Linked DNA regions of Mus musculus: region 1 is linked to region 2. Evidence: chromatin contacts called from ENCODE Hi-C data. All regions are on one chromosome and are shown on one strand. The core of a region is the stretch at or near the end of the contact, and the rest is flanking DNA. Distances in the headings are between cores, read along the strand shown. Region 1 holds the start of Nbeal2 (neurobeachin-like 2). Region 2 holds the start of Arih2 (ariadne RBR E3 ubiquitin protein ligase 2).

Evidence for each region. Hi-C counts contacts between places; a loop is a spot of excess contacts on that map.
Region 1: a loop to region 2 is called in a map of T-helper 17 cell, with 4 times the contacts of the local background. The contact joins the promoter of Nbeal2 here to the promoter of Arih2 in region 2. A Hi-C loop is called at or near these places in 2 of 37 maps with a recorded cell type or tissue (T-helper 17 cell and regulatory T cell).

Annotation. Positions count from the first base shown.
Region 1 is chr9:110,649,994-110,655,454 of GRCm38, forward strand. Nbeal2 (neurobeachin-like 2) reads right to left here and starts at 4,168. Exons shown (of 54, transcript NM_183276.2): 1 at 3,904-4,168. The coding sequence starts at 3,954. It also overlaps a transcript of Ccdc12 not described here.
Region 2 is chr9:108,647,972-108,653,462 of GRCm38, forward strand. Arih2 (ariadne RBR E3 ubiquitin protein ligase 2) reads right to left here and starts at 1,437. Exons shown (of 16, transcript NM_011790.5): 1 at 1,258-1,437.

The DNA of each region.
Region 1 (5,461 bases), core at 2,918-5,417, 2.0 Mb after region 2:
TTCCCATCACCTCCTCAGTTGTCATAACAACCCCAAGGATACCAGCCTTCCCCCCCCCCCCAACTCCAGGCTCTATGCTAATTTTTTTGTCATTAAAGTTCCCTCCTCCTTCAATTACCTTAGCAACAAAAGCAGGAAGAAAGAAATTCCAATTGCCCCTCAGGTGTGAAAGGGACCAAGAGCTGGGTACTTTTGCCTATTTAAGAAAGTAGAGCCACGCAGTGGTAGTGTACACCTTTAACCCCAGCACTTGGGAGTTGGATCTCTTAATTCAAGGCCAGCCTGGTCTACTGTGAGTTCTACAGCAGCCAGGGCTACACAGAGAAACCCTGTCTCAAGAAACCAACCAACCAAACCAACAAAAAACAAAACAACAACCAAAAATAAACGAGAGACGTAGGAATCTGACTAAGCCGGTAAAGCCCCCTGCACAAGTGTGAGTTTAGGTTCCCCAGCACCACAAGAGCCAGGGCACGCATCCATCACCTCAGCTCTGAGAGGCAGGGGCAGGACGCCACCACAGGCAGAGCCCTTAAGCTCATTGGCCAGTCTAGCTTAACCAATACACTGGGGACTTGGTGAGATGGCTTAGCAGGTAAGGGCACTGTCACCAAGGCTGACAACCTGAGTTCAATTCTTGAGAATGACACAGTGATCAGAAAGCAGAGACAGGCAGATCTCTGAGTTCAAGTCCAACCTGGCCTACATAATCAGTTCCAGATCATCAAGGGCTACATAGGAAAACCCTGTCTAACTAGATAATTAGTAAGGTGGAGGGACTAGAGGTGGCCCAGTGGTTAGGGGCATTGTATGGTCTTCCTGAAGCCTTGGGTTCTATTATCAGCACCTACACGGTGACTCAAAACTGACTGTAATTCCACTTCCAGGACATCTAATGGGTCTAGAGGAGCAGAGAGGCCTGGTAAGTTTCCATGAGACAGGAGAGATAGCACTGGTCAAGGATAAAAGAAGAGAGAAAGGTGAGCAAAACTAAAGAGCTTCTACTCTGACCTAACTTCTGAGTCCTTCATTACTGGCATACTTGGAGAATTCAGCTCAGTTTCCCTGTCCTGCCAGGCTCTTTGTGATCCTCAGCTCCCCCATCAGTGTGTGTGTGTGTGCACGTGCGTGCACTGCTCCAGCCTGCAGAGGGGCTGCTCATTTACAGGCTATTTTGCATTAACCTTCCCAAGTGCCAGCATGCCAGGTGCTGTCCCCATCTCCTGGTCCTCTTGAGCTTCTCCTGTTTCTTCCTTGAGGACTCTGGTAGGTGTGTTCTACCCATTCACCATGGCAGCTCTGTCCTGCTCCCTACTTCAGACAACTTGATGCTGCTTCTCTTCCTCCTCTTTCAGACAGGGTCTCACTTTGTAGACCAAGTTGTTCTGGAACTCATAAGAGATCTGACTGCTTCTGCCTTCAAGTGGTGGGATTAAAGGTGAAGAGGGGGGTGTCAGAATGAGAAAGAGAGAGGGGGGAGAGGGACAGACAGAGAGGAAGAAAGGGGGAGAGGGAGAGAGAGGAAGAGGGAGAGAGAAAGACATGCCATGTTCGCTGAAAGCTTGCTTCTTCTATTTCCTATTGCTATGTGCTCATTCCTGTTGTTCCTGGCCTCCAGCCCTCAAAATCCCAACTCTGCCTGCTGTGGGATAACTTCCTTGATTGGTCACTACCCTGGTCATCTTCTCATCCAGTCATTCAGCTAACACCCAGGGAAGGGAACACTTACTAAATGCTAAGTTCTGGGAAGCAAGGGCAGTGAAGGTTAAAAACGCTCCAAGAGGAACAACAGGTGGTGTTCCAGGTAGAGGGCCACCTGAGGCTTCCTGACCACAAGACCAAGGCTTGGGTGGCTAAAGGAACTCTCCTGGTGACTTTGCCTTGGTTTCCCCAAGAGGACCCTGAGGCACACCAACTGATTTATCTTCAGGGACACTCTGATACTGTCCCCTCCCTCTCACTCCTCTCAGAGCCCACCAAGAGGGCAGGACTCATGTGAGGAGGGAAGGCAGATCTAAATCTAGGGTCTTTTGGGGGAAAGAAGGGCAGGAACTAGGGTGCTTCCCCCTCTGTCCTCACCCAGACCCACAACTGGGGAAACAGGTTTGCCAGCAGATGGTAGCTTCTGCCGCTGAAGGGAGGGGCCACCTGCGCTGCTGGCTGGTTGGCTGTGGACTGACAAAAAAGGGTCTCTTTTTTCTTTTTGAGACAAGTCTCAAAAGACTGTTGCCCAGATTGGCCTCAGACATTTGGCAATCCTCCTGCCTCAACCTCTCTCATGCTGGCATTACAGGCATGTGCCATCATGCTGGGGCGAAGGGTCTCGCAACACCTGTCAGATCCGCCCTTGCCTTACACACCCCGTGACACACACGGCGGGTCCCTAGCAGCACTATCTTTCCTTGGGAACCCAGCACCGAGAAGTGGGACGGTGTTTTTGGAGCAGGCAGGAAGGCTGCACTGGGTGGCTGCCTGGCTTCCTCTCCCCAGGCAGCCCGGCCCCACCCGACTCCTGAGTTTGCTCTCACATCCTGGATTTATTTGTTGGCTTGGTCCCAGGCTGCCCCCTGCCTGTCTAGGCTTCCACTTCTACAACCAGCCAGCTTGAGCTCCATACCTAAGCCTTCTGGGAGGCGGTGGGAGCACAGCAGACAGAAGTGGCCAACAGCTCAAAACCAAACAGCCCAGCCACTATGAAAGGGTACAGTCCCAGGAAGCTGGACCAGAACATCTCCAGCAGCCTACCACCCAGCCTGAAAACCCAGCGGTGACATCTCTGCAGATTCATCACCTGGTTTAAGTTCTCTTCACATGGTGATCTCCCTTGAAGATGGAGATACAGGGGCTGAATGGAGGAGAGGCAGGCTTTTCTGACCTACACCAGCCATAGTGGCTCCCTCTCTACAAAGTCCAGGTGGCCTGAGGGTAAAACTGCGTTGATTCTACAGCCGGGAAGTAAAGGCTTAAAGGTGCAATGAGCTCGGACTTGGTTACCCTAAGTGGGACTCTACTACATGCCACCGGCCCAAGAAGACCAAAGAAGCTGTGGCCCTTCAGACTTAGACAAACCATCAGGCAGCCTCTTCAGAGGGCCAGGGTAGAGCATGAACTCTCCCCATATCCCTGCTCTCCCAGTGACAAGCTGTTCATGGACACACAATGGACCATTGTGTCCAGGGCACACCTGAGCTAGGCACCTAGTGCCAAGCAGGTGCAAGGAGGGAGGCATAACCCCGGGATCACTCCCTGCTTCCAGTGCAAAAGGGAAAGTGAGGCTTCTAGAGTTTGAGTCAGAGGCATCACAGCCCCTTCGCTCCCCTTCTGATACCAGCGGAGTCAGCCTGAAACGAGGGTCCCTTTCAGCCATCCCTCCTGACCTCACCATCCTCCCTGGCCCATTGCAGAATGGAGGTAGGCTAAAGTTGCTTCAAGTACAGTAAGAGCTCATCACTAAGAACTCTGAAGGAGTCTGAAGTGACGAACGTCTGATGTACTTGTCAGAAGCGGCACCTGCCGGATCCCCCAGCCTACATGACATTCTAGCCACCATGACCACCTATCGCGAATGCGCCTCTCAGGCGAAGCAACCAACCAGCAAACTGAGTCCCTCTCTTTCCAGGTCTCAGTTTACCCAGTTGTGAAAAGGGTGAGAACTGACTGGCCAGGGCAACTGAGGCTGCGCGGTCTCGCTGAGGACTTGCAATACAGCGCTCACCGGCGAACACTGTCCCCTGGCACAAATGCCCGAGGTAGCCCGGCAGCCAGGGGCACGCACGTGTGCGCGGAGCTGAAGTCCCGCGTGCGCGCGCCGATCTGCGGCCCCGGGGGAGCCGGACGCAGGTGCAGCAGACACTGCGTGCGCGGATCTGGGGACCCCGCGGACCAGGGGCGAGACGGGCTCACCTGCGCGTAGTAGAGCAGCCACAACTCGTAGAGCCGCTCCGAGGCGGCCATGGCCTGACCGGGCTCTGGCCCTGCTGCGCGCCACCTGTCGCCGCCTCCTCCGCGCCGCCCGCCGGTTGCCCCGGGCCAGGCCCATGGGCGGGAGGGCGTCACTCCGGGGCGGAGCGGCGCTACACTGCTGGGGGAAGTCCGCGGCTCCTGACCCTGTCGCACTTAGCCACCAAAGTCTACACGCCCCTCCTCCTCCTCCCGGCCGGCCACCGCCTGGCTTCCTACACTTGGTTGTCTGTGGCAGCGGCCACCGCCCCGCCTCTCCTAGGACTGTCCAAAGGGCGGGGAAGTCAGGCTGGAGGAGGAGCCTGGGGTCAGGGCGGCCCGGGAGGTCGCATGGAGCTCCGCCTCTCGCAGGCGGAGTCCATTCAGAGCCACTGGCAGGATTATTTCCATCCTCCCCAGTGAGGGGCCCGTAAAGGCTTTAACCCGAGTACAGAACCTATCGGGCTTGGAATTATCGCTGTTCAATGAAAGGACTGTGGTTCGCGTGGAGATGACTAGGGTCCTTCAACAATACTAATAATAACCTCGCCCATGACGAACACTTGTGGCACTAACTACGTGCAAGGTTCTGTTTTAAGAGCTTTATGGAAGACAAGTGCTACCTTTTAGTTTCGCCTAGTGTTGAGCTGGATGGAAGGAATCATCAGTCGACTGCAGGACAAACCTACCTGCAGAGGAGCGGCGTCCTTACCAAGTTTAGGATACATACAGTAGCCCACTCCCTCTAGGAATCCTGCCCAGGTGCTCCATTGCTGGGAGCCCCTCCTCCCAGGGCCCGGCACTTGTCAGTCATTTTTTGTTCCTTTGGCCTGAAGGAGGTGGGTGCCTCATGCCGGCTTTAATGAATGAAGAAACTGAGGCTCAGACAAGCCAAATGAGAATTGCAGGGACAGCAGGAACAAGGGATCTAGGCCTGGCTGAGTCATTTCTGGGCCACTGTCACCAACACCCTGTCTGTCCTTTCCTTGTGACTGGACTGTGAAGTGAGGGAGCCCCTGGTGTTGGGTGGGAACCAGCTTCTTTGTTAGGGGTAGGGGAAAGTTTGCTAGGTCCAGATGGCTCCTATTGGTCCTAGGGATCGATCAGTATGAAGCGCCCTATGCATCTTAGTATGAGCTTACCTTTCCTGAGCACAGATACCCTCTATGCCAGGGGCTGGCAGCCACCCCGTCTCCTACTGTAAGGGAAGGTCCCAGACAGAACCAGGTTAACCCAGGATAACACCGAGCTTAGGAAACGGTGACATTTGAAGGGAGCTGTTAGGGAAGATCATTCTCCTTTGGGCCAGCTTTATAACAGAAGCCCCAGACAGGGAGCCACGTTGCTCATGGGCTTGCCATCTCCTGGAAGAGGAGGAGGAGAAGAAAAGAAGCAAACGCATCTGTGACCATCTGCCGCAGTCAAACTCCTTCTTCTCCTTTTGTTTTGTGAGACAAGATTTCTCCATGTAGTCCTGACTATCCTGGAATTCGCTTTGGAAACCAGGCTGGACTCCAACTCA
Region 2 (5,491 bases), core at 187-2,686:
GTTCAAAGGGCCAATGTGTTATTTTCTTAATGTCAAAGTATTCAAGATGTTAAATATGACTATCTCAGAGAGAAATGGTACAAAATTAGTACTTTTTCCAAGAGTTAAAGTCATCTTCAAAAAAACCTGCCACTCATTTTGAGCTGGTTTCCAAGACATGGCCACATACAAAAGGATAAAGACCTTTTAGTTTGAAGTTGACAGGAACACAAAAAAATTGGCTAGTCGCACAGATGTTTAACTCCAGTTGTAACACTTGGCCCTCAGTAGTCATTTATTAACTACATTTCGAAGAAAACTTCTTGGCTGAAAAATATGAATCAGCAACTTGTTTAAAAACTCAGCAGCATCCCGGGCGTGGTAGTGCAAGCCTTCAATGCCAGCACTTGAGAGGCAGAAGCAGGTGAGTTCGAGTTCGGCCCAGTCTACACAGTGAGTTCCTTGACAGCCATGACTATGTAGACACTGTCTAAAAACAACCAACTCGACACCGCATCTGTCCTAATAATGGCAGGTAGCCGCCGATTACATGGAGTTATTGAAAGTTAGTTTACTTTTAAAAAGTCAAATGTAGTTTCTCAGATATACTAACTACATACATGTCAACACGAAAGCCGTGTGTGGCTTAATGGCTACCATACTGAACAGCAAAGGTCTAGAACGTGTTCGTCGCCGACAGAAAGTTCTACGAGACAGAGTAACAAACAGAAGAACTAAGGCGAGCTCGTCCGAGAACACCACCGCCTCTCTTGAGGCTAGACCAGTGGCGTCGGGCGTGACCGGTCGCACGTCTCTGCGAGGCGCCCCGGTCTTCGCGCGGACACGGAACCCACGCGCGGGGAGGCCCTTTCCCAGGACGGGCGTTAACAAACAGTGCGGCTGGCGCTGCCAAAGCTCCCAACCACCAGAGAAACGGGGAGCCTCCGAGGCGGTGCGTTCGCCTGGAGCGCCCAGAAGGGCAGGCCCGAGCGCACCCGAGCCTCGCGGGCCAGAGGCCCTGGCCTCCGACCTCTCGGGGAGCTAAAGAGCCAACGAGGAAGAGGAACCCAGGAGAGACGCCAGGCACCCGCCGGCGCGGGCTGTCGCCTCCGGGAGTGCCTATCAGTCGGCGGGGAACGTCGGGACCTGGGACGGCCCGGCCTCGCAAGCGGCGGCGAAGGCGGAGCCCGGACCGCGCCGGCGAAACGCGCGGGGATCCCCCCCCTCCCGGCGGCCAGTCAAGAGTAAACAAGGCCTCGACTCCCGCCGCGCACTTACCGGGAGCCGCGACCTCGCGGCCGCAGAGCCCAGGCCGGCCGGACCAGGTCAAGCCAGACCAAACCAGGCTGACGGAGGCGTAGCGGCAGCGGAGGCAGCCGGCGGACGCGGCTCAGGCCCGCGCAGCTTCCTCCGGCAGAGCCGTCCCCCGCAGCTCCGGAAGTGTTCTGCGCCGCGCGTCACTTCCGGTAGGGGTCGACCTGCGGTCGCCCTGGAGGCTCCCAGGCTTCTGACGACTGCGTAGTCGGTTGGAATCGCTTCCTCACCATCCTCTAGCGAGAGCCCCTGGGAGGAACTACTGAGCGTTCGCTTTTGAAGGAATGATGTAGGAATTTGTTTCCTGCGTTATAGCCTACCAGTGTCTTTATTCGATAGTTAGTTTTAGGTTTTCTTGCGTGTATTTTGTGTGTGTCGCACGGCTCGCGTGCAGAAGAGGTCAGAGGACAATTTTCCGGGAGCAGTTTTTCTCCTTCCACCATGTGGGTTTCGAGGATCAAACACTTGTCAGGCGTGGCAGTAAGCGCTTTTTACCCACTGAGCCATCAGACCCTTAGATGAGGTATTTTTAGCTTTTTTTTTTTTTTTTTCCCCTGACCAGACGTCTACCCACTTCACTGTTTATACTCTGACGAACAGCGTGAGAAGACATTCTGGCAACACTGGAGTAGGTTAAAAAGATCATAGTTTCCGGGCAACTATGGTTTGACATGAGCCATACTCGGAATTTCTACGTACGTTAGGAGGAAGTTCTGGCCCATGAGCAATCAGACTTTAGTTTCTCATGACACTATCCCCCTAGCCACCCACTTCTCCGACTTCCACTCACCTTCACGACGGGTATTTTTTGTTTGGTGTGGTTATATTTAGAAGCAACTCACTATATAGCCAAGGCTGGTTTGCCTTGCTAGATTACCAGACCCAGAGATTCATACATCGTAAGTGTTTCGCTGCACAACTTCTACCCACGATATAGACTGCATTAGGACTCCAGTCACCAAGTTCTGGTCACCAAGCCTTGTTGTGGACTGATAGGAGGCTCGCTCAAGTAGCAACTCCATCGAGATGTTAATTACTGGAGTGAAGCCAGAGGCACTGTGAGGTAAATCAATGTTCGTGCAAATCTGTAGATAACCTAGTTCTACCTTTTCTGGAGTGTATGTATTGGTATTCAAGACACCCGGAAAAGTGAGGCAGAAAGAAAAAAGACCGTGTAATAGCCTCTTTTATGTAATTCTTGGAAAAAATATAACTGAAGAGACTTGGGAGTTGGCTGGGCCATTAAGAGCTCTTGCTGTTCTCTCCAGAAACCTGAGGTCCTTGCCCACTATTGATAATGTCCAGGGGATCCGAAGCCCTCTTTGAACCTCTTCCGGCACACACATACTTGTAAACAGAAAATTAAAAAAAAAATTTTTTTTTCTTTTTTGAGAAAAGTTCTCACTATATATCCCTGGATAACCTGAAGCTCTGTACAGACCTAAAACTTACAAACTCACATGTGTGCAGCCACACAATCTACTTAAAATATCTACAAATTTGGGTCATGAATCAAAATCAGGGGTAATCAAATGTTGAAAGTCGCTAGAACAAGAATAGCACTTGGGGTGCAAAGGCTAGGGGAATCATTGAAAGTTCCAGGCCTCGGGAGGCAGAGGCAGGTGGATTTCTGAGTTCAAGGCCAGCCTGGTCTACAGAATGAGTTCCAGGACAGCCAGGACTGCACAGAGAAAAAAAAAAAAAAAAAAAAAGAAAGTAAGTTCCAGGCCAACCTGGTCTACATACTAAGTGCCAGGCTGCCCAACAAGGCAGCCAGAGGTACATGATCAGTAATTATCTTTAACAACAACAAAAAAAGTAGCTGGGCAGTGGTGACACACGCCTTTAATCCCAGCACTTGGGAGACAGAGGCAGGCAGATTTCTGAGTTTGAGGCCAGCCTGGTCTACAGAGTGAGTTCTAGGACATCCAGGGCTATACAGAGAAACCCTGTCTCAAAAAACAAAAAACAAAAAAACAAAACAAAAAAACTGTGCCACTTGCTTTTACAGAGAAGATTCACGTCAATTGATAAAATGTCTTCATTAAATTGGCCTGTAACGAAGACATTTTCTTGATTAATGATTGATGTAGGAGGATCCAGCCCACTATCAACAGTGCCATCTCTGGATGGGTGGTCCTGGCAGTAAAAGATTGGAAACTAAAGCTAGGCAGTGGTGGCACATGCCTTTAATCCTAGCACTTAGGAGGTAGATAGAGCTCTGAGTTCCAGCAAGACCATCCTGGTCTGTGAATCAAGTTCCAGGACAGCCAGGGCTACACAGAGAGACTATATCTTGAGAGAAAGAGAGAGAGAGAGAGAGAGAGAGAGAGAGAGCGCTCAAGCAAGTGAGAGCGAGCAGGCTGAGCAATCCATGGGATCAAACTAGTGAGCCATGCTCTTCCCTTATCCCTGCTTAGGTTTCTGCCTCAAGTTCTTGCCCTAATTTCCTTCTATGAGGGACTATAAGCTAAAAGATGAGATAAATTTTTTCCTCTTCAAATTGCTTTTTGTCATAGCCTTTATCACAGCAATAGAACACAAATCTGGACAAGCCGTGAACTTGGGTACTTGAGTTGACAAAACATATGCATATCACGATGGTCCCTGTGAAGGATCCAAATCATATTTCCTGAAAACTAGTTTCCAGTGATGACTTTGAGTTACTGGTAACAGACCCACTGCAGTGAGTACTAGAGAGGAACGGTCCGTCTGTAGAAGTATTTTACCTGCAAACTACAGAATGTGGGTGCTCACTTATCAAGTCCCATTTTGTATGAGAGACCTCATGGAACCTTGGGTTTTGGTTTGGAGTCCCGGGACCAATTCCAACCCCGTTTCACTGTAGGTACTGTGGGACAGTTGTCCTCAGGATTCCAGTACCTCCCACGTACACGCACTGGATGGTGACTAAGAGCACTTCCACTCTTTCCAGAGGACCCGAGTTCAGTTCCTAACATCCACATGTAAGTTCAGGACTGCCTTTTTCTAGCCTCCACAGGCTCAAGTGCAAATGTGGTACACATATACTCACAGAGGCTCACACACATACACATATTTTCAAAAGTTTAGATTCACCCTCAAGCTCCAGTACGGCAACATAAAATGGCTCACCTACAACCTCCTGAGCTTACATGTGCCATACCATAGGTACATATGGCTTTCCAGTGTCCAAGGTTTGAACCAACATCATGAAGTTCATCCCAATTTGTGGCATGGTACTACACCTTAAACCTGGACAAGATACCCAAAAAGCTGAGTGAGGGCCATGAGACATCAGCTGAGACATCACTACAAGAAAACACATCTTCATTGTTCTGCAGAGATCTGCTCAAAATGGTGGGTCACTACCTAGTGATTGTTATATATGTGATAATAACAGGAAAAGCATGTTAATAGTAATCTTTCCAAAAATGATTTTCTCCTGGGCCTTGCCTATAGGAGCAAATCTGTCATGGATTATTTTAATCTGAGGCAAACCATGTCTGAAAGATTACCTGCTAGTTATTAGCTTGTCCTATGGTGGCCCCTGACGTGTGTGTGTGTGTGTGTGTGTGTGTGTGTGTGTGTATTTGGATCTCTCTGAGTTCAAGGCCAGCCTGGTTTATAAAGCAACTTCCAGCACAACCAGGGCTACACAGAGAAACACTGTCTCAATTCATGTACATATTTATATACAATGTATACAATGGGTAGAAGATATGGGTAGGAGATATGGGTAGGCTCAGCACTTAAAAGCATTTACTACTTTTAAGACCTCGGTTTGATTCCCAGCACCCACATGGAAGCACACAACTATCTGAAACTCCAGTTCCAGGGATCTGATGCCTTCTAATGGCCTGTACGGCATTGCATGCATGTGATGGACATACATGCATGCATGTAAAATAATGAAAAACACTGGTTTAAATCTCCCCTCCGCCGAAATGTGGCGGCGGCACATGGCACATCCCTTTAACCCCAGCACTGGCAAGGCAGAGGCAATTGGATCTCTAGGAGTTCAAGGTCAGCTTGGTCTACAAAGCAACTTCCAGCACAGCCAGGGCTACACAGCAAAACCTTGTCTCAAAAACAACAACAAAAAAAAAAAAAACTTGTTAAAATTCAAAAAACAGTGAGACCTGATCAAAACCCAAACAAAGATGGCACCTGTTTAATCCCAGCAGTCCAGAGGCTGAGAGAGAAGGATTACCAGGTC